Regions from separate parts of the Homo sapiens genome. Here region 2 is linked to region 1. Evidence: chromatin loops called from intact Hi-C (ENCODE). Cell type or tissue: HCT116. All regions are shown on one strand. Links, peaks and the distances in the headings refer to the core of each region. The heading gives the core; the rest is flanking DNA. Region 1 overlaps DCLK1 (doublecortin like kinase 1). Region 2 has its middle 11 kb from the start of SUPT20H.

What was found. Peaks named below come from ENCODE experiments on the same cell type or tissue, not always from the same donor. Only the 100,000 strongest peaks of a DNase experiment are listed, where the experiment ranks them.
Region 2: it touches region 1 in a loop (16-fold over the local background); 2 of 110 quality-filtered maps call a loop at or near these places.

The regions. Positions count from the first base shown.
Region 1 is chr13:35,973,667-35,985,459 of GRCh38, reverse strand. The region is part of intron 3 of DCLK1 (doublecortin like kinase 1); the gene reads left to right. Among named protein-coding and RNA genes, the nearest start is that of DCLK1, 150 kb to the left of the region's middle. In HCT116, for the core only: a CTCF peak has its summit at 6,752 (motif pointing left); a DNase peak (open chromatin) is centred at 6,719.
Region 2 is chr13:37,064,680-37,076,472 of GRCh38, reverse strand. No RefSeq gene overlaps it. Among named protein-coding and RNA genes, the nearest start is that of SUPT20H, 11 kb to the right of the region's middle. In HCT116, for the core only: a CTCF peak has its summit at 7,282 (motif pointing right); a DNase peak (open chromatin) is centred at 7,292.

The DNA.
Region 1 (11,793 bases), core at 5,292-7,791:
TTTCATTGATCATTTCCTGAATACTCTTCTTCCCTTTTGCATTTTCAGTACTCCAATTTTTTTTTTTTGTTTGTTTGTTTTTCAAAGAGCAGGCATCAGAGTCAGATTTTCTAAAGGGCCTGCCAGTGCCACACCTGCTATTGTTGATCCTCATACCCTGTAGATCCCTAAGGATGGCTAATCCCCTTCACAGGAGGCATTGTTTCCAGGGAGAATGGGCTTATTGGCTTTCCACACCTCTGTTAGAAACAACAGTGGAGAAGGATGATGTGGAAGGGAAGTGAGCTGGTAGCAGGTCTAAATGCATCCATAATCAGAAAGATTTCCAGATTTCCCTAATTGCTGTTTTTATTCACAGAACTTCTATTTTAAGCGCACACACTCACATGTGGATTGACAGGCACCAGCCACTGTAATGGCTGTGTCTGTCTGTAGCGACTGCAAACGCTTGTTTCCATGGTGACGGGAGGCACCACAGAGACACAATTATGGTGCTGCTGGGACCAGGGCACTGCCACACCAGGAGGCCTCTCAAGTGTGTGTGTGTGTGTGTGTGTGTGTGCATGCGCACGCTGGGGGCACAGGGTTGCTGTCGAGTGCGGAGTGTGAAAAAGCCAAGCGGGGAAGGGGTTGGGGAGATAGGCAGAGGGAACATTCGCTGGTACAGAAGCCTGGGGGGTAGTGAAGAGAGGTGATACCTGGATCAGGGGAATGATAGAAAATTGAAGAAGAAGGGGAATACAGATGGGAAAAGGAAAAGGGCAAACAAAAATGGAAAATTTCTCCTCTCTGCAGAATATTATTGCCCCTCCCTTTGAAAGGTTTATTGTGGCAGAATTATCTCACATAAATTTGCCAAGTAGAGAAATAGACTTTAGCGAGCAGAGGCAGACGGTTCAGGCAGTTTGGGTGTCAGAGTTTTTCTGTAACTCCAAAGTTGATAGTTTGCTGCCTCCAGCTCAACAGCCCCATCCTGGAGAGGAGATGAATTGCTCCCTCACCCACTGCAGGGTTTTCTGGGCATGTGAAGCCATTACTTCTCCTCTGGGCTCTGCCCAAGGTGGAGGCACCCAGTGTTGTCTCCAAACAATGTCATTTGGTCTGAGTGAATTACATGTCAGGCAAATGAGGCCTCGTCAAGTTCTCACAGAGGGCACAACTGTTTTTCAGAGACCTTGAAAGGATGCCCAGAGGATTCCGTTTTATTAATGATGACTTGGTGAACATTGACTGAAGTCCTATCCTCGGCTGACAGACAGACACCCACCCTAGGGGTCAAGCAAACAAAAGGGAACTTTCTGGGGTTATCCTTTTAGGCTCTGGTTGTAAAAATCAGTGGTTCTCTGGTTCCAGATTGAGCACTTATTGACAACCTACTGTGTGTCAGCAGTTTTCACATAGGCTCACCTGCACCACTGTAAGTGGTGTTGGCCCCATTTCATAGTGGAAGGCCTGGAGGCTCAAAGTGGTTGAGCAGTTTCCCCATAGTCAAGGAGGTCAAGTCAAACCCAGATTTCCAGATTGCAATTCAGTGCAGTCTCCTGTTCAAGGAGGTCAAGTCAAACCCAGATTTCCAGATTGCAATTCAGTGCAGTCTCCTGTTCAAGGAGGTCAAGTCAAACCCAGATTTCCAGATTGCAGTTCGTTGCTGTCTCCTGTATTCACTAGTTCTCTTTTATGCCAAGAAAAAACTTTTTTAAAAAATTTCTTTGGGTACACAGTAGGTGTATGCATTTATGGGTACATAAGATGTTTTGATACAGGCATGCAATGTGAAGTGATTACATCATGGAGAATGGGGTATCCATTCCCTTAAGCATTATCCTTTGTGTTGCAAACAATCCAACTATATTCTTTTAGTTATTTTAAAATGTATAATTAGGTTATTATTGACTATAGTCACCCTGTGGTGCTATCAAATAGTAGGTCTTATTCATTCTAGAAAAAACTTTCTGATGGAAGGATTCAGGCCCAGGAGTCCCCACTGAGCCTGATTCCACTCATGCACTTGGTGATGGAAGGACCAGGACATGGTGAGCAGGCCCAGCAGGTGTTTGGCCAAACTTGGCTCCTAGACAGAAGTGCTTTCCAGAGATTAACATGCTCCACCAGCCTTACAAAAGAAAGCCTTATGGAAGGGATTTCCTGTCCATCTCTTGAATTTTCTGAAGAGTTCTGGGTTGGCTCATGCCTGTAATCCCAGCGCTTTAGGAGGCTGAGGCAGGAGGATCACTTGAGGCCAGGGATTTGAGACTGCAGTGAGCTGTTATGGTACCACTGCACTCCAGCATGGGCAAAACAGTGAGACCCTGTCTCTAAAATAATAATAATAATAATAAAGAGTTCTGGACCCTACAGGAAGCTTGATAGGTAAAGCAGACCAAAAAGCAATTCATGGTCGGGTGCAGTGGCTCACACCTGTAATCCCAACACTTTGAGAGGCCATGGCGGGAGGATCACTTGAGCTCAGGAGTTGGAGACCAACCTGACCAACATGGTGAAACCCTGTCTCTACTAAAAATTCAAAAAAATTAGCCAGGTGTGGTGGCGGGTGCTTGTAATCCTAGCTACTTGGGAAGCTGAGGCAGGAGAATGGCTTGAACCCAGGAGGTAGAGGTTGCAATAAACCAAGACCATGCCACTGCACTCCAACCTGGGTGACAGAATGAGACCCTTTCAAACAAACAAACAAAAAAAAAGCAATTCACACTAATCAATGGACTTTGAACCTTCCTAATCATTTGTAACGTTCCGCAACAGACGTAACTTAACAATCAGGTTTTAGATTTTCGAAAAATTGTATTCCAAATCCAAAGATTGACAATGAAGCATCGCTTGTGTTATTTATAGTAATTTTTGTTTTGCTTTGTTAATGTTCACATTGTGATCTCACTGTGGGCCCACTCTGGTTTTAGAAATTAATGGAACTTTAGGTATCCTGACTTCACTAAGTTGAAATTCACTTGAATCGGTTGCCCTTTCTCCCTCCCTCCCTCCCTCCCTCCCTCCCTCCCTCCCTCCCTCCCCCTCTCTCTCTCTCTCTCTCTCTCCCTTTCTTTTCTTTTCTTTTCTTTCTCTTGAAATAGGGTCTCACTCTGTTGTCCAGGCTGGAGTACAGTGGTGTGAATCACTGTTCAGTGCAGCCACGAACTCCTGGGCTCAAGTGATCCTCCTGCCTCGGCCTCCCAAAGCAAGGGGATTACAGGCACGTGCCACCAGACCCAGCCTTGTTCCCTCTTTCCTTTGTGAAAAGTGCCTATCCCAGGGGGCTGTGACCTCACCTTAACTCTCTTCCTTTCTGGCCCAGGATCCCTCCGGGTGGGTGTGGTGAAATCTTAAATGAACAATGCATTTCTATAACCATCAGGTACTACTGCAATATTTTATAATTAGAGCTCTCAAAAATTCATAGAATTTCAGCCTTGGGAAGAGTTTAAAAAAATACATGAATGAAGGGTTCTACCTCACACCCACTAGGATGGCTAGCATAAAATAATCAGAAAATAACAAGTGTTGGCAAGGATGTGGAGAATTTGGAACTCTTGTACACTGTTGATGGGAATGCAAAATGGTGCAGCCACCATGGAAAAGAGGGTGACAGTTCCTTAAAAAATTAAAAATGGAATTACCTTGATCTAGCAATTCCATTTCTGGGTTTATACCCAAAAGAATTGAAAGCAGGGTCTCAAAGACATATTTGTATACCCATGTTCATGGCAGCATTATTCACAACAGCCAAAAGGTGGGAGCAACCCAAGTGTCCATCAACAGAAGAATGGATAAATAAAATGTGATATATAATACAATGGATGATTATTCAGCTTTAAAAAGGATGGAGCACAGAGGATTCTTAAGGGCAGTGGAGCTACTCTGTATGATACTCTAATGGTGGATCTGTGTCATAAATTTGTTCATAGAATGTGCAACACAGAGTGAACCCTAAGGTAAACCATGGATTCTGGGTGGTAGTGATGTGGCAATGTAGGTTCATCAGTTGTAGCAAATGTCCCCTCTGGTGCTGGATGTTGATAGTGGGGGAGGCTGTCTGTGTGTGGGGACAGGAGGTCTATGGGAAATCTCCATCCCTTCCTCTCAGTTTTGCTATGATACTAAAATTTCCCTTAAAAAAAGTATATATTTTTTAAAAGCAAGGAAATTCTGACACATGCTACAAAATGAATGAACTTTGAGGCCATTATGCTAAGCGATATAAGCCTGTCACAAAAAAAAAACAAAACACTTTTTATTCCACTTCTATGAGATACCTAGAGCAGGGGTCCCCAACCCCTGGTTAAGAACTGGGCTGCACTCTTTTGATTAATGAAACCTTATAGCATTATGAAATGGCTCTCTTTGTTCCTAGCAATATTCTTTTCTCTGAAATCTACTTTGTCTAATATTATTATTACCTCTTTGGCTCTCTTTTGATTAGTGTTGGAATGGGATTTTTTTCCCCCATCCATTTACTTTTAACCTATTTGTGTCTTCATATTCAGGACTAGGGCTGGGCATGGTGGCTCACACCTGTAATCCCAGCACCTTGGGAGGCCATTGTGGGCAGATCACTTGAGCCCAGGAGTTTAAGACCAGTCTGGGTAACATGGCAAGACCCCTTCTTTAAACAAAAAATTACATTAAAAAAAAAGAAGAAGTACTGGGCTGCACAGCAAGAGGTGACAGCAGGATGAGTGAGCATTACTGCTTGAGCATGCCAGGGATTTAGGTTGCATACTCCTTAGGAGAATCTAATGCCTGATGATCTGAGGTGGAATGATTTCATCACGAAACCATCCCCGCACCCAGCCCACGTCCATGGAAAAATTTTCTTCCAAGAAACTGGTCTCTGGTGCCAAAAAGGCTGGGGACCATGATCTATAGTATTCAAAATTAAAAAGACAGAAAGTAGAAGGGGCTACTTCTACTTTTGCTACCATGATCTACAGTATTCAAAATTACAAAGACAGAAAGTAGTTGCCGGGGGGAACACGGAGTCCGTGTTTTGTTTTGTTTGACACAGGGTCTCCCTCTGTCAGGCTGGAGTGCAGTGGTCGATCTCTGCTCACTGCAACCCCCACCTCCTGGGCTCAAGCCATCCTCCCACCTCAGCCTCCCGAGTGGCTGGGACCACAGGTGCGTACTACTGCACCTGGCTAATTTCTGTATTTTTAGCAGAGATGGGTTCCACCATGTTGGCCAGGCTGGTCTCAAACTCCTGAGCTCAAGCAATCCTCCCGCCTTGGCCTCCCACATTGCTAGGATTACAGACGTAAGCCACCACACTCAGCCAGGGAGTTCATTTTTAATGGATACAGAGTTTCATTTTCACAAGATGAAAAGAATTTTGAAGACCAGCGGTGGTGATGGTTGGACAACAATGTGAATGTTCGTAGCACTGCTAAACTGTACACTCAAAAATGGTTTAAGGCAGGAGATCTTTATGTTATGTGTATTTTACTATGGAAACAAAAAATAAAAGTGTATCTCCTATTGGTCCCAAGTAGATGGGATTTTGTTATATTTTCAACAGCACACTTTGAGTTGTAATATGTTTTTCCCAGAATCACAGAAGAGCCAGTGTGCTCAGGTCCAGCTGACTTAGTGCCAGAGCTGCTCAGAGAATCCTTCATGTCCAGTTGAAGAGGAACCAGGCCGCCTGCATGTGGTTGCCTTTGCGGAGACAAAGGTCATTTTCAGCCCTTATTGCAGGGTACCACATTGCAAAAACTCACTGCTCTCCAGCTGTTAAGATTTGAATAAGGTAAATGACCGTGATTGGCCTTTCGCCACTGGGATTTGTTCGCAGTGAATCATCAGCACTTGACTGAGGAGCCAGCTCAGCATCTTTTTAAAAGTAAAAAAGAAAATTCAGTTCCTTCCCTTTTAGCCAAAAATGCTATGAGTCAGTACTTTGGCACTGGGAGTGGAAAGCAGTGAGAAACGAGTGGGCCTTTGGGATCTGACGGGAAAGGATAGCTCTGGGACAATATTGTTTATGGATTGGCTGTCATGCATTTGCCAAGCAATGGCAGTGGCTGTTTAGAAGCTTTCTGCGCCTCACCCCATTCACATGTCCTCTTTCTGGCTGTCTCAGTTCTGAACCCCATGCAGAGATCAGCTGACATCCCTTGTCTTCCATGAAACCTCATTGATTAGTCCTTCCCCGGCCGGGTCTTCTGAATCCCGGGCTGTATTCTTTTACTTTTAATAGTCATTGGAAAGTCGCTTGGCACTTCGTTGACAGCCCTTGGGCTACTGCCTTTTTGTGGGTAAGGGTTGTCTTCCAGGTGGAGAATATTTCTCCAGACCAAAAACATAGCTTCTGTTTTGTGGCCTCATGGCTTAGCAGAGATCTGTATGTGAGATTGGGTACTGGGAACAGCTTGGCAAGTTATTAACCTCTGCAGAGCTCAGGTTTCTCATTTTAAAAATAAAGACAACTACCATTAAAGGAAGATCGTGTTTTCAGGATTAGATAAGACAATATAGGTAGAGCACTTAGCACTGTGGCTGGTGCTCAATAATTGGTGGTTATTACTCTTACTAGTAAGGTAATAGGTGTGTATTCTGTTTGGGAGTTAACCTGAGTTTACTACCCTTTTAGAAGATAGTTCCATCATTCCGATAATTCATGCCGTTGTCATTTTGTAATATCTTTGTGTGAAATGGGGCCTTACAGAAAAAAAGGTGTGGAAATCTAACGTAATCTCTTGTCAGGGTAAGTGTAAATTTGAGTTTCCTGGAGGTCTAGTGACACCAAGTGGCGAATTGTGATATTACATGTTGGTTGTTTGAGAGTGTTCAAATTCTATTTCATTGGTAAAATAGCAAATTATTCTGCTGTGTATGATTTCTGAGTTTTCCTCTCTTAATTGTAATCTAGTATTGAGTGAGAATGGAAAGAATATTATAAGAGTACTACATTGTAGACTTATTGAATGAAAAACTGGAATTCTAGACCGGGCACGGTGGCTCACGCCGGTAATCCCAGCACTTTGGGAGGCCAAGGTGGGTGGATCACTTGAGCCCAGGAATTTGAGACCAGCCTGGGCAACATGGTGAAACTCCATCTCTACTAAAAATACAAAAATTAGCCGGGCGTGATGTCGCGTGCCTGTAATTCCAGCTACTTGGGAGGCTGAGGCAGGAGAATAGCTTAAACCCAAGAGGCAGAGGTTGCAATGAGCCGAGATCGTACTACTGCACTCCAGCTGGGTGACAGAGTGAGACTCCGTCAAAAAAAAAAAAAAAAAAAAAAAGAAAAGAAAAGAAAAAAAAAACTGGAACTCTAAATTGCACAAAGCAGAAAATCGATTCTTAATGTGCAAGTGTTTTCTTCATGTATTATTTATATCCTGTCAACACAGTGACATATTTGAAATTGACACCAATTTGTAATGGATCGTTAGTAATACTTCCTTAATATTTCTTTCAGGGACAATGACATTCTGCTTATTATCTACCCAGTCTGTAAAGAAAGCTGACATTTGAATACTCACAGAGCTCTTGTTGACAATGTAATTGTGCCCACTGTGTAGAGAACGTTAGTCCTATTAACTTATGATGGCTTCCGAACCTTGACTTTCTTCATGGGGAAAGAAATGAGCAACTTTCCATTATTTGCTATGCCACCGAGACAACATCTGGGCCTGGAGTTAGTGCTTGAACATGGAGCTGTTCTTGGGTGTATGACACCATTCTTAGGTACTGAAGAGCAGACCAGAGTTGATGAGCTGGGATTTTCTAAACCTAATCATTTGTTCTCAGCCTTCTTCATGTCACTGCCAACATTCATCTCTGGCTGTGATCTGGTCTTGTAGGTAATTTCCTCATTCATTATTCAAGGTATTGTGTGGAATTAAAAAAAAAATAGCCCATTAGACCCATCAGAATACACCTGATGACCAGTATTAAATGTGTGCATTTCTGTACTTTAATTAGCAAATACCTAATATTGGGGCAATGGAGAACCATGTGCTTAAGTCAAAAGGGCTTCGTGATAGTCATTCACCAAAATATACCTCCTCAGAAAGAGTCCTTGGACTCACCAATCCTTTGCTTGCCCTCAGGCCACTTATTTGGGGTGAGCTGGGAGTGGCTGACATACCCTTCCCTCCTGCCCACCCCAAGGAAGGAGCGCAGAAATGCAGACAGCAGATTGCTCAGGGGGAAAACTTGCCCAATCTGCCCAGACACTCTGAGTTGGGAACATAATCAGCTGGCATTTATGAGGCTCATAGTTCTGTATTCAGCTTCCTGATATGCATGAAGTAACTTATATATTTGGAACAGTTGATAAAATTTGAATTTATCTTTCTCTCTCTGTATATATATACACACACACATACACGAAAAATACAGCATTTTATTTTTGTCATTTCTTAACATCTGGAGTGGATGCAAGTTTCACAAATGAAGCTTTTTGAATTATTTCTGATTTAATTCCTTAAATAATATAATCCAGATTCCACTAAGGCTTAAGCTCTCTATATCCTTCCTGAGGCTTTGTTAATTCTTTGAGGACACTGTGCTGATGATTGTTAATGCCGTGGTCTGTTCATTTGTGTGACTGAAAGTGTAACTTAGTGCAGCGTCCAGCCAGGCATGCCTCACTTAAAACCTCGGAGAAGGCCGGGCGCGGTGGCTCACGCCTGTAATCCCAGCACTTTGGGAGGCCGAGGCGGGCGGATCACGAGGTCAAGAGATCGAGACCATCCCGGCTAAAACGGTGAAACCCCGTCTCTACTAAAAATACAAAAAAAAAATTAGCCGGGCGCAGTGGCGGGCGCCTGTAGTCCCAGCTACTTGGGAGGCTGAGGCAGGAGAATGAAATGAACCCGGGAGGCGGAGCTTGCAGTGAGCCGAGATCCCGCCACTGCACTCCAGCCTGGGCGACAGAGCGAGACTCCGTCTCAAAAAAAAAAAAAAAAAAAAAAACCTCGGAGAAGCTGAAGTGCTGGGAGGACCTTTCTCAGGGTCACTCACAGAATTCTGCCTCGAGTTCACAGGCTTAAGCATCATCTGCTAAGGGTTCACCAACATCCCTGCCCAGAAGTGTTGCTGAGGCTGTTAGGGAGGAGACGGTGAGCACTGTGCCAGCCTCGGCAAGATGCTGAGGTGGCAGTGTGGCCAGGAGCTTCCATCTGGGCTGCAGCTGCTCCAAAGTCACCTCTCTCTCTGTAGCATCACGTGCCTGTGCTGTCCTTCCTTACTTGCCCACGCCCTTCCTGGACTGATCAGAACTGGTCAGGACTGACCTCCTTTCTCCTCCCAACCTGCCTCCAAACCCACCCTACAATGCTTTGAAAAAGAACCCTACCCGCATGTCATCCTTTGGGGCTGGCTTGGAACCCCGAGGAAAACAGTGAGCTCAATCTGCTAAACAATTGATGCTGTGGGAGACTAGAGGAGTTCCCTAGAGGACTGGCTCCCCTCTGTGTCATTGCTTAGTGGCCCAGTGATAAGCCACAGAGGCCACTGCCATTGAGGAAATAGGTCGGAGGATGTGGTCCCCTGACACATTACAGGGAGGCTTGCTTTGGCTTTGCAGCTGGTAGTGCATTGTGGAAGTTTTCAAATCACGAGTAGATGGCCACTTTCAGAGTGGATAGGGCTCCCTACCCTGTTGAGTTGGCACACAAAAGGCAAGGGAGCGTGGCCCAGATGTCATTAGACATCAGGTTTCCACTGGTAGGAGATCCTTCTGGTGATTTCAGGTGAGTTAGGGCAGAGCCATGAAGGAATCAAGGGAGGAAGCCTGAGCAGATCTGTATGATGCCCCAACCCAAGATTTCCTAGGGAAAACTCATCCCCGTGCTCAGGGCACAGTCGTGCCTCCTCCTTTTGTCTCCAGTTTCTGAGCCGTTTTATACAAAGTCATGCTGCCAGAACTCTGGTAGCAAGTGGGGTGGGGGTGGGGTGGCCTCCAGCCCCTTGATCTCACCTTGGAGCTGGTGGAAGAGGATAGCGTCCTTCGTGGGCTGTGTGGTGGGGACTTGTCCAGGAACAGGGAGTGGACCCTCAGTGTCGCCTCCCTGCACCTTGTTGCCCTTGTGTTTCTGGCACCCCAGGTTGGCACCGTGACCAGCTAGATGGTGCCATGAAATGAGGTCTCCAGCCTGATGCAGGTCAGACCCCCTTTTCTTCTTTTCAGTGGCAAAGGTGAGACTCATCTCTGGTTCTCCAGAACAGGTCATAAGTGTTTTTTCCTGCCCAAGCCTACTGGTCCCTCACACTGTGTCCTCTGCCTCGCCCACACCACAGGCTGCACCTGCCCTCCTGCTCCTGGATCTAGGCAGCTCAGTGGTGCTGTTTCTGCAGCATGGATGGATTGGTGTAAGACCTGACCTAGTCTTTGGTCATGTAGTGTTTACAGTTGTGCACAGGTGTTGTGCCCTTGGGGACCTTACACAAGCTCTGCCCTCACTTTTTTCACAGCACACTAAGCATGGAAATGGCACCTGCCTCAAAGGGCTGTTGACTGAAATGAGATCATTGAGCTGAAGTTCTTAGCACCATTCCTGGTATGTTCATTTTCTAGGGCCTCCATAACAAAGTACCACATACTGGGTGGCTTAAACAACAAATATTTATTTTCTTACAGGGCTAGAGGTCAGAAGTCTGAGATCAAGGTGTTGGCAGGGTTGGTTCCATCTGAGGCCTCTATATTAGTTTGTTCTTACACTTCTATAAAGACATACCTGAGACTGGGTAATTTATGAAGAGGTTTAGTTGGCTCATGATTCTGTGAGCTGTACAAGCTTCTGCTTCTGGGGAGGTCTCAGAAAACTTACAACCATGGCAGAAGGTGAAAGGGAAGCAGGTACACTTTACATGGCCAGCAGGAGAGAGAGAGCAAGAGGGGAAGCGTTACACACTTTCAAACAACCAGATCTCATGAGAACTCACTATCACGAGAACAGCAAGGGGGATATCCGCCCCCAAGATCCAATTACCTCACCATGTCCCTCCTCCAAAATTGGGGATTACAATTCGACATGAGACTTGGGTGGGGACATAGAGCTAAATCATATCAGCCTCTCTCCTAGGCTTGCAGGTGGGACACCCTCCCCTTGTGTCCTTACACGGTCTTCCCTCTGCATCTGTCTGTGACCAAATTCCCTCTTTGTGTAAGGACAGTAGCAAGATCAGATTACATCCCACCCCACTGACCTCATTTTAAAGTAATCATCTGTGTCAAGGTCCTCTCTTCAAATGCAGTCACATTCTCAAGTACTCGGGGTTAGGAATTCAACACATGAATCTGAGGGGGGCTCAATTAGGCCTGTGATCTCTAGCAAATAACAAATGCTCAACGAATGTTAGTTACTTTTTCCTGGGCAGTTATTCTAAACTTTTGTCATTTTGTTTTATTTGTTTTATTTTCTATTTCTATTTTTATATGTCTATTTGCTACTTAGTAAATGACCCTTCCTCCTGTATTTTTTTGCAGAAAAATGAGGTACCAGGGCATAAACTTATTCAACTTACAGAATGTTCTTCCCTCTCCTTTGCCCCAAACCTCACTGACATCATCCCTTTCCTGCCAGTCTCAGAAAGGGGGGTTTCTCTGTCCCTGCTCCAGGTTCATCCTCACTCCTCTGTGCTCTGACCTCCTCCAGGACCATGAGCCAGCCCCTGCTCCCTCTTCCTCACATCTTCAGTTTTCTGCCATCTTCTCCATCCTTAACCTGTCTGCAGGATCAGGTTCCCCGTTCCTTGACCCTGCCTGTCCTTCCAGCAGCTGAGCTCTCTCTTTTTTGCCTTTTCTCATTGGAGCTTTTGAAGGAAAAGCCT
Region 2 (11,793 bases), core at 6,261-8,760, 1.1 Mb before region 1:
TCCAGAAGAGAAAACTCTTACAACTCAACACTAGAAAGACAAATTATCCAGTTTTAAAATGGGCAATAGATCTGAATAGATAATTCTGCAAAGATATACAAGTGGCCAATAAGCACATGAAAAGATGCTCAACATCATTAGCTGTCAAGGAAATGTGAACCAAAACCACAATGAGATAGCACTTCACAACTACTAGGATGGCTATAATACAAAAAGATACATAACAACAAATATTGGCAGGATATGAAGGAATTGAAACCACTTCATTCATTGCTAGTGGGAATATAAAATGGTGCAGCCTCTTTGGAAAACGGCCTGCCATTTCTTCCAAAGGCTAAACATAGGGTTATCATGTGATCTAGCAATCTCACTCCCAGGTATATACCCAAGACAAGTGAAAACCTGTGCACACAAAAACTTGTACATAAATGTTCATAAAAGCATTAATTAAAATAACCAAAAAAATGAAAACAAACCAAAGTCTGTCCACTGATGAGTATATAAAATACGATATATCTGTACAATGGAATATTATTCAGCAATAAAAGCAAAATGAGGTTGGGACTATGCACAGGACCCAGCAAGGGAGACTAAATAGAAGCAGCCGATGAGATAAGGAGAAAACCCAATCCTTGCAACCTCCCTGGAAGCTCTAGGTTTTGTTGGTCCCATTTTACATGCATCTAAACAGAAGCTCAAAGTGGTCATGTTACAAGATGCCTCAGTAAGACAGGGTCAGAATCTAAACCACCGATTATCTGAGTTTAGTTCAGGTTTTTCTACACTTCTAAGATTATAACTGAAGAAAAGATAAGATTCTAAAAATGTGTGTATTGTCACTATAATTGTACTCATCTATAGTTTTAGCATTAGGTTTTTGGCCAGTAATTTACCATAAGAGTTACATCACTAAGTTAAATTTGTCCCACTTCTGCAAAACAAGAAAAACACACATCTACCTTGACTATCATCCCTACTCAAACTTCTCAATATGGTTAAATTGAAGAACACCTTTGGACTCACAGCGCTGATCAGCCAAGACCGAGGTATGTTTCACACAAAGCTCTGGATACAGCTGTGGGAGATGGGCCTGAAGACAGTCCCAGATAAGAAGCATTGCTTGCCTCCTGCTGCAACTACAGTTTTGTGAATTCACCTGACTTCCTCCTCTCCTTGGCTGCTCAGTCCTTTTTTCCATGTTTGGTTTAACCAGTATTTTTCTCACTGTCCTAGCTTTCCTATTTTACCATTTTAACTAGGGTATTGTATATAGTTAAAGCAGCTTATAAACTGACTTAAATGCCTGGGATACAGTAGTATTTAAATCTAGGAAACAGAAATTTAGAGTATTGATAATGGCTAACGATGGAAAAACTATTTTGGAAAAACTGTATTTGACCTTTAAAGCAATGAACATTTGTATATTTAAGAACCAAAAAAGTTTTAGGCAGAAATTCCTAGTAATGACATCTCATTAATAATAAAGAATTTTCTACTCCTTTACAGATCAAAAGTTGTCTAGATCTTTCATCAAGTTTAGTACAGTATTTATTTTTAAATCAAGCCCTGACCTCTAGTGGCTAAACTGAATTAATTAAATACCTCAACCTACTGAACAATCGTAATGGCACAAAAAAAGAAAAGAGCCCAACATTATAACCTTCCTAATATAATGCAATAGGCAAAATCCAGTTCCACCTATGAAATATTTCTGCAAAAAACAAAAATCAGTCCAGAATCTTATCTAGTGTCTAGGTCCAACAAGCAGTTTAGAGGAAATAAAAAGGCAGGTAAACATGTTAGACACCACTAATCTAGAATGTGGAAAGTTCTACTGCACAAAAGAACATAAGAAATGTGCTAGAAGAGAAAATTATTATAGATGAAAACAATTAAAAGTTTTATTGTTATAGATTTAAAGTGTCCTAAGATACTTATAGATTAAAAGTATCATATTAAGCTAATGCTATCTGTGGACCTTGTTTTGATGCTGATTTGAACAGTTTTTTTAAATCGTGAAAAATAGGGAAATGCAAACTGACTGGATATTATATGATACGACAGAACTATAGTTCACTTTTAAGGTATGATATAATATGATTGCTTCTTAAAATTATCTCTTAGATATATATAGTGAACTATTTATGACTGGAATTTTAAAAATTACAGATGCAAAGGCCCTGTTTTTAGGAACAGGAAAAGAGGCCAGTGTGGAGTGAATGAGGGACACAGAGGAAATGAGCTCAGAAAGGCAGTGGGGGTGTGGGATAATTAGGGGATGATAGGACTTTTAATGAGATAGGACATCATCAGAGTGTCATAAAACCCCAAATTCAGGCTCGTGTACCCGACGTGCAGTTGACGCCAAATACTGACACACAGGTGCTCAGAGATAGAGGAAGATTTGATATGGCCAAAGCAAGAAGGCAGGAGAGCAAGATTTTTCAAATCCATCTTAACAAAAGAAGCGGGGGCTGGGCGCAGTGGCTCACGCCTGTAATCCCAGCATGTTGGGATGCCAAGGCAGGTGGATCACTTGAGGTCAGGAGTTCGAGACCAGCCTGGCCAACATGGCAAAACCCCATCTCTACTAAAAATACAAAAATTAGCCAGGTGTGGTGGCGGGCAGCTGTAATCCCAGCTACTCAGGAGGCTGAGGCAGGAGAATCGCTTGAACCTGGGGGGCAGAGGTTGCAGTGAGCCCAGAGCACTTCACTCCAGCCTAGGCAAAAGAGTGAAACTCTATCTCAAAAAAAAAGGAAGAAGCAGAAGCAGGGAGTTTTTATGCAGCCAAAGGGTAAGGGAGTGGGAGTTTCAGGGAATGAAGGGGGAAAGTCTGTTTCTTCAGTCTCAGATAACACCTTGGGCAACCAGACATCTGGGCATCGGCAGCTGTTCGTGAAGTCCTTAGAAGTATTTATTTCACCTTTGTTAACTCACTGTTGAACCCACTGGTCTCCTCACTGTTTCTGAATGTGGTTTCTCCCATCTCTCCTGCTGCTCTCCCCATCGTTTCACTTGTTGACCCCTCTCTCACCTCCTTCAGATTTTTTTTGCTTACAGGTTAATTAGCCTTCACTAACTGTTTTTAAGTCGACATCATTCCTGCCTCTCTCCATCCAGCACTCCCTATATGCCTTTCCCTGCTTTCTTTTTCTTCTTCATGGCACTTATTATCATCTGATAAAGAGAAAGCCCCTGCCATCAGGCAATTGGCCTGATGCTCACAGCTTGGCCCCATTCTCCTGCTGTACATAAACAATTTCATAGACCATCAACAACAGACAAGGACACTCTCAGATTTTGATAAAGTGAGATAAAAACAAGGCCACTGTGCAACCCACAAATTACCAAACACCTCTTTTCTTTTGGCTAAAATTAATGACTGCTGCTTCTTTACCAAGTACAACTTTAGCCTCAATCTAGTCTGTCCTCTCTACACATAAGATTTATTAAGATACCAAATCAGAATTTCCCCTACTTCCTGACAACTTTAAATCCAGAGCAAAGCTCTACTCTTTGAGAACCTGCCCCAAGTTGCCAGCTAAAGCCCAAATCCTATAATAGATTACATTCTTTTTCTGAGCCCCCTATGAGTCCCTATGGTGACTGTTGTCCCTCTCTGCAAAAAATAACAAACCCTAGTTATTCAACCACAGGTGTGTGGCTGGCGGCCTTTTCCTGAAGGACACAGACACATAATGTACTATGTGTTCTCATTTATTCATTTCTCCCTCTAGGAAGTATCTCTCTGAGGGCCTACATGTTTATCCCTTTGGACACTGCTAATGTTCCCAGCAGTTAGAAGCATACCTAGTATATTAGAGGCTCTCAGGAAATAGTTATTAATGAATGAATATTGAGCACCAAGATTGGAGTAGGCATTAGAGATGTGTTAAAATAACTAAATGGGAGGCCATTAGACTGAAGTGGCTCTGACACCCTGGATTCCTACATAAGCAAACTGAAACCTAACGGAATTTTAAACTTTATCTCAGCAAATCACAAATGGCCAATTGGGCATTATTTATATTGTCTTGAATCTTTCACTGAAATAGTCCAAATAAGGCAATTGCTCAAACTTTAACCAGACAAATAATTTCTTTGCTTTCACATTCACCTTATAAAAGTTTTTCCTTCAACCTCTTCCAGGAGCCTCTATTTCTGTGTGAGCCCCTAGCCATTCCCTGCCTGTTTCATGGTCACAGTCTGCTCAAATAAACTCTTAGTTTTTAATGTGCCAAAGGTTATGTTTTAATAGATGCAAACGTGAATCAGAGCAAATCCTGGCGATGTTCTGCAGGCAGTGGCCCAGTTATACGAATGCCTGTTCAATAAGTTTGCCTGGATAAAGGAAGAAAGGGGCAAGAAATGAATCAAATTCTACAGTGGGGACCACTACGTTTCTCTGCTTTCAATGCCTGCTTTATTATTCTTTTCTTTTTCTCTCTTTCTTTATCAGGGTCACCCTCAGGAAAAAGTCAGACACACTCCCCTGAAACCACTGCTGGCTGGAGGAAACAGGTTTAGCATATGTCAATGAGAACCACACATGCTATGGAATTTCATGCCAAAGCTATCAAGCTTCCCTTTGACAGCCTCACTGAGAAAACAAGTCAATAGAGATTCATTAATTGGAATTTAGAAACCTTACTTATTTAAAAAAAAAAGGCTGAAAATTATTATACATTACAGAACAATGATTCTCACACTCCAGGGCACTTAAGAATCCCCTGAGGTGTTAAGAAAAAGAGACTTTTTAATTGAAATAAGTTTCTGAATTTATAATAAAATTAGCATTTTGAGATTAAAGTCTTAAGAAATCTAAATTTATAAACTCATAATTTTAATAAATTGAATATTCACTAAAACACCAGCAACTCCAGGTATTTTTTCAAGCCCCAAATCTTCCCTTGTCGAAACAAGGGAATTAGCAATGCACCTGACATTTATCAGGCATCTTTGTAAGTTCTGTTGCCTTTATTATATAAGGGCTCTCTTGCCTTTATAGCCTACCCACCTTCTTCTTTTCCTTGGATTCAGCTATTATCTTTCTGCTAATTATCAATAAATTAATAATTTTGATTAGGGAAATCTCTTTCAAGTTTGGTAATGTTATGGGATCTTTGAGGTGTCCTTCTCCTGGCTGGAAACCTGTGGCTGGTGGAGGCCTTGCCCAAGTTTTGCTCAGCCCACTGGGCTCGTTCTGCCCACTTGGCCTAGCAGGCTGTACTCAGCTCATGCTACTGGCCTGGATCCCACACCTCCAAGGGAGACAGTGAGTCAAGCATGGAGCAGCAAGAGTTGTGTGTGTGAGCACGGGGTCTGGCCACTGCGCAGTCAGACATGCAGCTGCTGCCATGGGGCGGGCAGCTCCAGATGCCAGCATAGGCGCCGGCTCTCAGTGAGGCTGCAGCTGGACAGGGCGCACCACAAGGAGCTTCCCTGGCTGGCACCAGGGAAAGCAGTGGTGCCTGGAAGCTTGGAGATGCCAGGAACCACAGGGCCTCAAAGAAGGAGTCACAGCCCTGGCTCAGGGAGCTCCCAGGTCTAGACTCCCCAAAGGGCCACAGCTCTCCTTCTCTCTGCCTGTAACGTGGGGAGCAAGGGGCATGTTTCAGCCCTGTTTGTATTACAGTTCTCTTAGCCTTGCCATTTAGTGGGTCCCAAGTTCTTGTCTTGTGACCAGGAAGAATGAGGTACGCATGCAAGTGAAGGGTGAGCAAGATGATGAAGAGCTTTATTGAGCGATAGAACAGCTCAGTCTCCCACAAGGGGCAGCTCCTTTCCTCAGCCAGGATGTCCCGTCAAGTGTTCAGCTCCTAACTGAGAGCTGGTAGCTCCTCTCTGCAGGCAAGTCGTCCCAACAAGTGTTCACTCTTGGCAGGGAGAGTGGCTCCTCTCTGCAGCTGTTCCTCCCATGGTCCAGCTACCAGCAGAGAGGGTAGCTCCTCTCTGCAGCTGGTCATCCCGTCATCTGTTCAGCTCTGGCTGAGTCCTGGGCTTTTATGGCCTCAGAAGTGCCCGCTGATTGGTCTATGAGAGGCCATGGCGGGTGGCCAGAAAAGCCACCACCTCCCACTCCTATCAACTGGATGGGCAGTCAGCCCCAAGCCTTCAGGCCTTCCCTGGCCTAACCAGGGACCTGCCCCCTTCTACCCTCTTAACAGCCTGTCTGCCTCCTGCAGCTGTCCATGGAGCCCAGAATGCTCGAGTCAAGGGGCACCTGTAGGCCAGCACCAAGCTGCTCTCAGCCACCCCTCGGCTTCCCCTGTACTCCTCAGTGCCCAAAGTCCGGAGGGGGTCTAGGCAGCAGGGGGCTGGCGTGTCAGCACTGCCCTGAGCTTGGCCCCAACCCAGCTCCAAGATCAAAGCAGTGCAGGGAACAGGGAGAGGCCAGGCAGGAGCAGGCTTCCCCGAGCCTGTGGGGACAGGGGGGCCTTCCTGACCTCAAGGGTACAGATCCCACAGACGGCCTGGGTCCTGCACCTGGGAAGGTGGGGCTCCTGCCTGCTCTGTGGAATGTGCAGGCAGCCCGGGCCATGCCTCCTCACAGCCTGGGGCGGGGGCTCCAGGTCCTTGCTGGGTGCCTCTCTGCCCACTCCTCTGTGCCCAATCGCGTGGCTCCATCACTCCCCCTCTGGGCTGGGCGACTTGGCCTGGCCTCATAGCGGCGGCCCCCAAGGGGCTGCGGGGCGGCTCCTGCTTGTCCTTGGCTCCCGCTGGTTCCGTGAAGCGTGAAGCGTGGCACAGCCCCGGGCCCAGCTCCGCCTCCTCCCCACGCCCTCCCCACAGCAGCAGTGCGTGGGTGAGAGCAGCAGTGTGGGGCCAGAGTCCCGAGTGATGAAAGCTCCGGGCCTAGGGTCGGGTCCCACCTGGCTGCATGAGTTTGGGGGCAGCACAGGAGGTTGCTTCCGGGACGTGGGGCACAGGGGACCCACCACCGCCACTGCTGCTCCCACAGCCGTTCCTGCTGCCACCCCTCGCACCTCCCCACTGCAGCCGGTGGGGTGGCAGTGGCCTCTCCGGACCACCCGCTGCCACAATCAATAAGTTACCAGACCTGATCCAGCCACAAATTGTCCCTGGTAGGGTCTACCCAAGTGGACGAAACCATAATTAAGAAATACCACTAACTGGTTGCCCTCTGACTGTAACAATGCTTATTTTAGGCAAGCTTTAAAATAGATATGTAGGATCTGGATCTCTAAAAAGAGCATTATTTGTTCAAAGAAAACATTAATACAGTACTGACTATTCCATTTGGTGCCACAAGATGTCACTTATATACAAGCAAACTCTGTATATAAAATAGAAATAATTTTGTTTCAGAATTTTTTGGGTCCTAATTTGTAAGGACACCTGGTCATCCATCCTGGATGATAAAAATATGACTACAAAATGCTTCCTGACCTCAAAAGGCTTAAAAGCTTACAAAGAAGCAGATGTGTGCTCAAGTAGCTGAACACAATTCACAGTATGTTCAATGCAATGCCAGAAATGCACACTGTCTAAGCAAAAATTGGCCTGGACAAAGTTACATAGTCAAGGAAGACTTACTTTAAGGCTATTGCAATAGGTGAGAGAGACCAGAATATAGCATGAACTCAACTCCACTGAAACAAAGGGGAAGATAATTGGGTTTGGGTTTTTTTTTTTTAATATTTGTGTTATGGTAAATATACATAAGATAAAATTTCCCATTTTAGCAATTTTTCAATGTACAATTTAGTGGTACTGAGTATATTCACAGTGTTGTACAAACATCACCACTATCCATTTCTAGAACTTTTCCATCACCCTAAATAGAAACTCTATGTCCATTAAATAATAACTTCCAATTCCTCCTTCCCATATCCCCTAGTAAACCATTCATCTTTTTGTGTCTCATGAATTTGACTAGTCTAGATACCTCATATAAGTGGAATCATGTAATATTTGTGCTTTTGTTTCTGGCTTATTTTACTTAGCCTGTTTTCAAGGTTCATCCATAATGTAGCATGTATCAGAATTCCATTCCTTTTTCAGGCTAATACTCCATTGCATGTATTAACCACATTTTATTGATACATTTATCTGTCGGTGGGCATTTGGAGTGTTTCCACCTTTTGGCTATTGTGAATAAAGCTACTATAAATGTTGGTGTGCAAATATCTGTTCAAGTCCCAGCTTTCAATTCCTTTGAGTATATACCTAGAAGTAGAATTGCTGGATCACATGGTAATTCTGTGTTGAACTTTCTGAAGAACAACCACACGGTTTTCTACAGCAGCTACACAATTTTATATTCTCACTAGCAAGGTACAAATATCCAGATTTCTCCACATTCTTGACGACACTTGTTATTTTCTGTTCTTCTGATAATTATCCTAATGAATATGAAGTGGTATTTCATTGTAGTTTTGATTTTCACTTCCCTAATGATGAGTGAGGCTAAGCACCTGTTCATGTGCTTATTGGCCATTTGTACCTCTTCTTTGGAGAAATGTCTATTCAAATTATTTTCCCATTCTTAAATTGGGTTATTTGGTTTTTCTGTTGTTGAGCTGTAGACATTCTTTACATATTCTTTATTTATACATATATCAAATATGTTATTTGTAATATATTTGTCTCATTCTGTTGGTTGCCTTTTCACTCTACTGATGTACAGAAGTTTAGCAGGAGAGGTTTTAAGAGCTGGAGTAGGGGGTAGTAGGCCATCTGTGTTAACTGTCCTTACCTAAAGAAAACACAAACTTTACTGTATCTTCGTGATAGGAGGTACTGTTATAACTTGGAGCTAAGCACCCTCTCAAGTTGGTTACTGCCCTCCTACAGAAACTGGAGACACGGGCTCTATCTTCCTTGATTATTACATTTCAAGGAGATGGCCCTCCTTAAGAAAGACATTCCAGGGTTGTAGAATTGGTAACAGGCATTTTTTAAAAGTTATATATCAAAGGAGCAAAAAAACAGCCTAAAAGTTTTTTTATAGTAAATGATCTAAGAAAAGGGAGGTCAGTGGCCTAGAGTTGGTAAGAAATCCTATCTAAAGTTAGGAGAACTAAGAGAAATATTAATGAGACTTTATTTTGGCCACCTTGGTTAAAATAAAACATTTGGAGGCCGGGCATGGTGGCTCATGCCTGTAATCCCAGCACTTTGGGAGGCCAAGGCTGGCGGATCACCTAAAGTCAGGAGTTCAAGACCAGCCTGGCTAACATGATGAAACCCCATCTCTACTAAAAGTACAAAAATTAGCCGGGCATGGTAGCGCCCACTACTAGTAATCCCAGCTACTCGGGAGGCTGAGACAAGAGAATTGCTTGAACCCAGGAGTTGGAGGTTGCAGTGAGCCAAAATCATGCCACTGCACTCCAGCCTGGGTGACAGAGTGAGACTCTGTCTCAAATAAATAAATACATACATACATACATACATACATACATACATACATACATACATACATACAAAAGAATTAGCCGGGCCTGATGGCAGGAGCCTGTAATCCCAGCTACTAGGTAGGCTGAGGCAGGAGAATCGCTTGAACCCAGGAGGTGGAGGTTGCAGTGAAACAAGAATGTGCCATCACACTTCTGCGTGGGCCACAAGAGCAAAACTCCATCTCAAAGAAAAAAAAAGCATTTGGGGCCATTACAGATGAGAAAAACTAATTCCAACTGGAAGAAATTCCAGCAAGTATCTCAGAGGTATTAACATTTATGTAGTCAAGCAGGCTGGTATAAGATTCAATGGGCAAATTTATTAAAAAAGAAAATGCCAGATAAAGAAAAATCATTCGTTAAAAAAAAATAGAGAAATAAAAGTTTATAACAAGATAGACAATGCAGCCAGCAAGACAGCAGGATGTAAAGGAGTTATCATGGAAGACTCTGTCTGGGAACATGGATAGCCTTGGACCATGGAGGGCCTAAATGTCATATTAGGAATTCAGACTTCATTTTAAGGACACTAGGGGCTCAAAAAAATGTAACAGGGGGCATATGACATGATCTGGGTATTGGAAGTGTGGAAAGCAGCTGGAGAGAGGGAGTCAGGCGGGAGAGAAGGCTTTGTCTTTCCGTTGTCACGGCTGTGGCTGGCACACCTGGCAGAACAACTGTCCACAAGCCAGCAGGTAGGGCCTCCTCACACACTGCTGCAACCACCCTTTCTCTGTCTTCACTTGCACCTGCCCTGTCCTGGGAGGAGTGACTTGAGCCAGAAAAGAAGCTGTGACATCAGTAGCAATGGTACCAGAGTGGCGAGCATTAGGGAAGGAGGAACAGAGTGATACTCATAAGAAAATAATTTCTTTCAGAGCACAGCCAGGCAGCCAAGCTTTCAACTCTAAAATCGAGGACCCACTAACGTAGGGGGAGCTCAAGGTAACAGCCCTGACAGCACCAGAGGAGGAAAGCAAGGCTCCTCATGAGTTATTTGCATCACAAGTACCCAACACAGCCAGACTTGGGTGGGTCTCCTCCACCACCACTGTTGGTCACTGAAAGATCACTTAACATGTTACTCTGTGCCTCTTTTTTTCAAGTAAACTGGCAGTTAGATCTAGAGGCTTGATTAAATTCAGATTTAGGATTTTGTAAAAAAAAAATTTCATAAACAGTAATACTATAAAGTACTATTTATATAGTATAGTACATAGCACATAAATAGCACATACATAAAGTGGATCACTATTAAGTTTCCTTTCAACCTTCTACCCATTTGGTTATTTGGTAACCATTAGTAATTATTCCCTAGAAGTATTATTTTCTCACAGGTTGCAAAATGGTGATATTCTATCACTTTTTTATTTATTCACTGGAATTCTTCTATTAAAAAATTTTCCCAGACTGGGCGCAGTGGCTCACGCCTGTAATCTCAGCACTTTGGGAGGCTGAGGCGGGTTAATCGTCTGAGGTCAGGAGTTCAAGACCAGCCTGGACAACATGGTGAAACCCTGTCTCTACTAAAAATACAAAATTAGCTGGGCGTAGTGGTGCATGCCTGTAATCCCAGCTACTCAGGGGGCTGAGGCAGGGGAATACTTAAACCCAGGAGGTAGAGTTTGCAGTGAGCCGAGATTGCACCACCGCACTCCAGCCTGGGCAACAAGAGTGAAACTACGTCTCAAAAAAATAAATAAATAAAAAATAAAGTTTTCCCCTATCAACTCTTTGGTTACTCTGAATTTCAGTTTGTGTAGGAAAGCAAAAAATTTGGTTTAAAAACTTTTTAAAAGCAATTTCAGAATAATGAGTTAGTGCCCTAGCAATCCTCAATGTGACCAGTGAGAGGTTTAATAAAAGCATTGAAATTTATGTATTTTGAAATTTTTGATATATTTCAAACTACTTCAGTCAAAAAAATCTTTCTGATTCTCCTTGATGCTCCAAGTGTCCCTTCTTTTGCCAGTAGGAGCTCTTTCAAATTGGACTCTGTATCATTGCTTACAAACACACACACACACACACACACACACACACACACACATACACACACACACACACAGTCAGAGGATTCAGAACACACATGTCTTCTGCTTCTCTCTAAGACCCCATCTAGTTATCCTCAACTGCTAGTGGATCTGTTCATATTCCAATGGCCAAAATGAGTCACATAGCCACATGCAAAATCACCATGAGGAAGTATACTGTGCCCACACTGAAGCCATGGGAAGGAGAGTGAGAAATAAAAATGTTTTAAAATCCTGTGAACTAACACTACTATCTACCACATTGAATGTGATGGTTAATTTTACATGTCAATTTTTCTAGGCTACAGTACACAATCAAACATTAATCTAGGTCT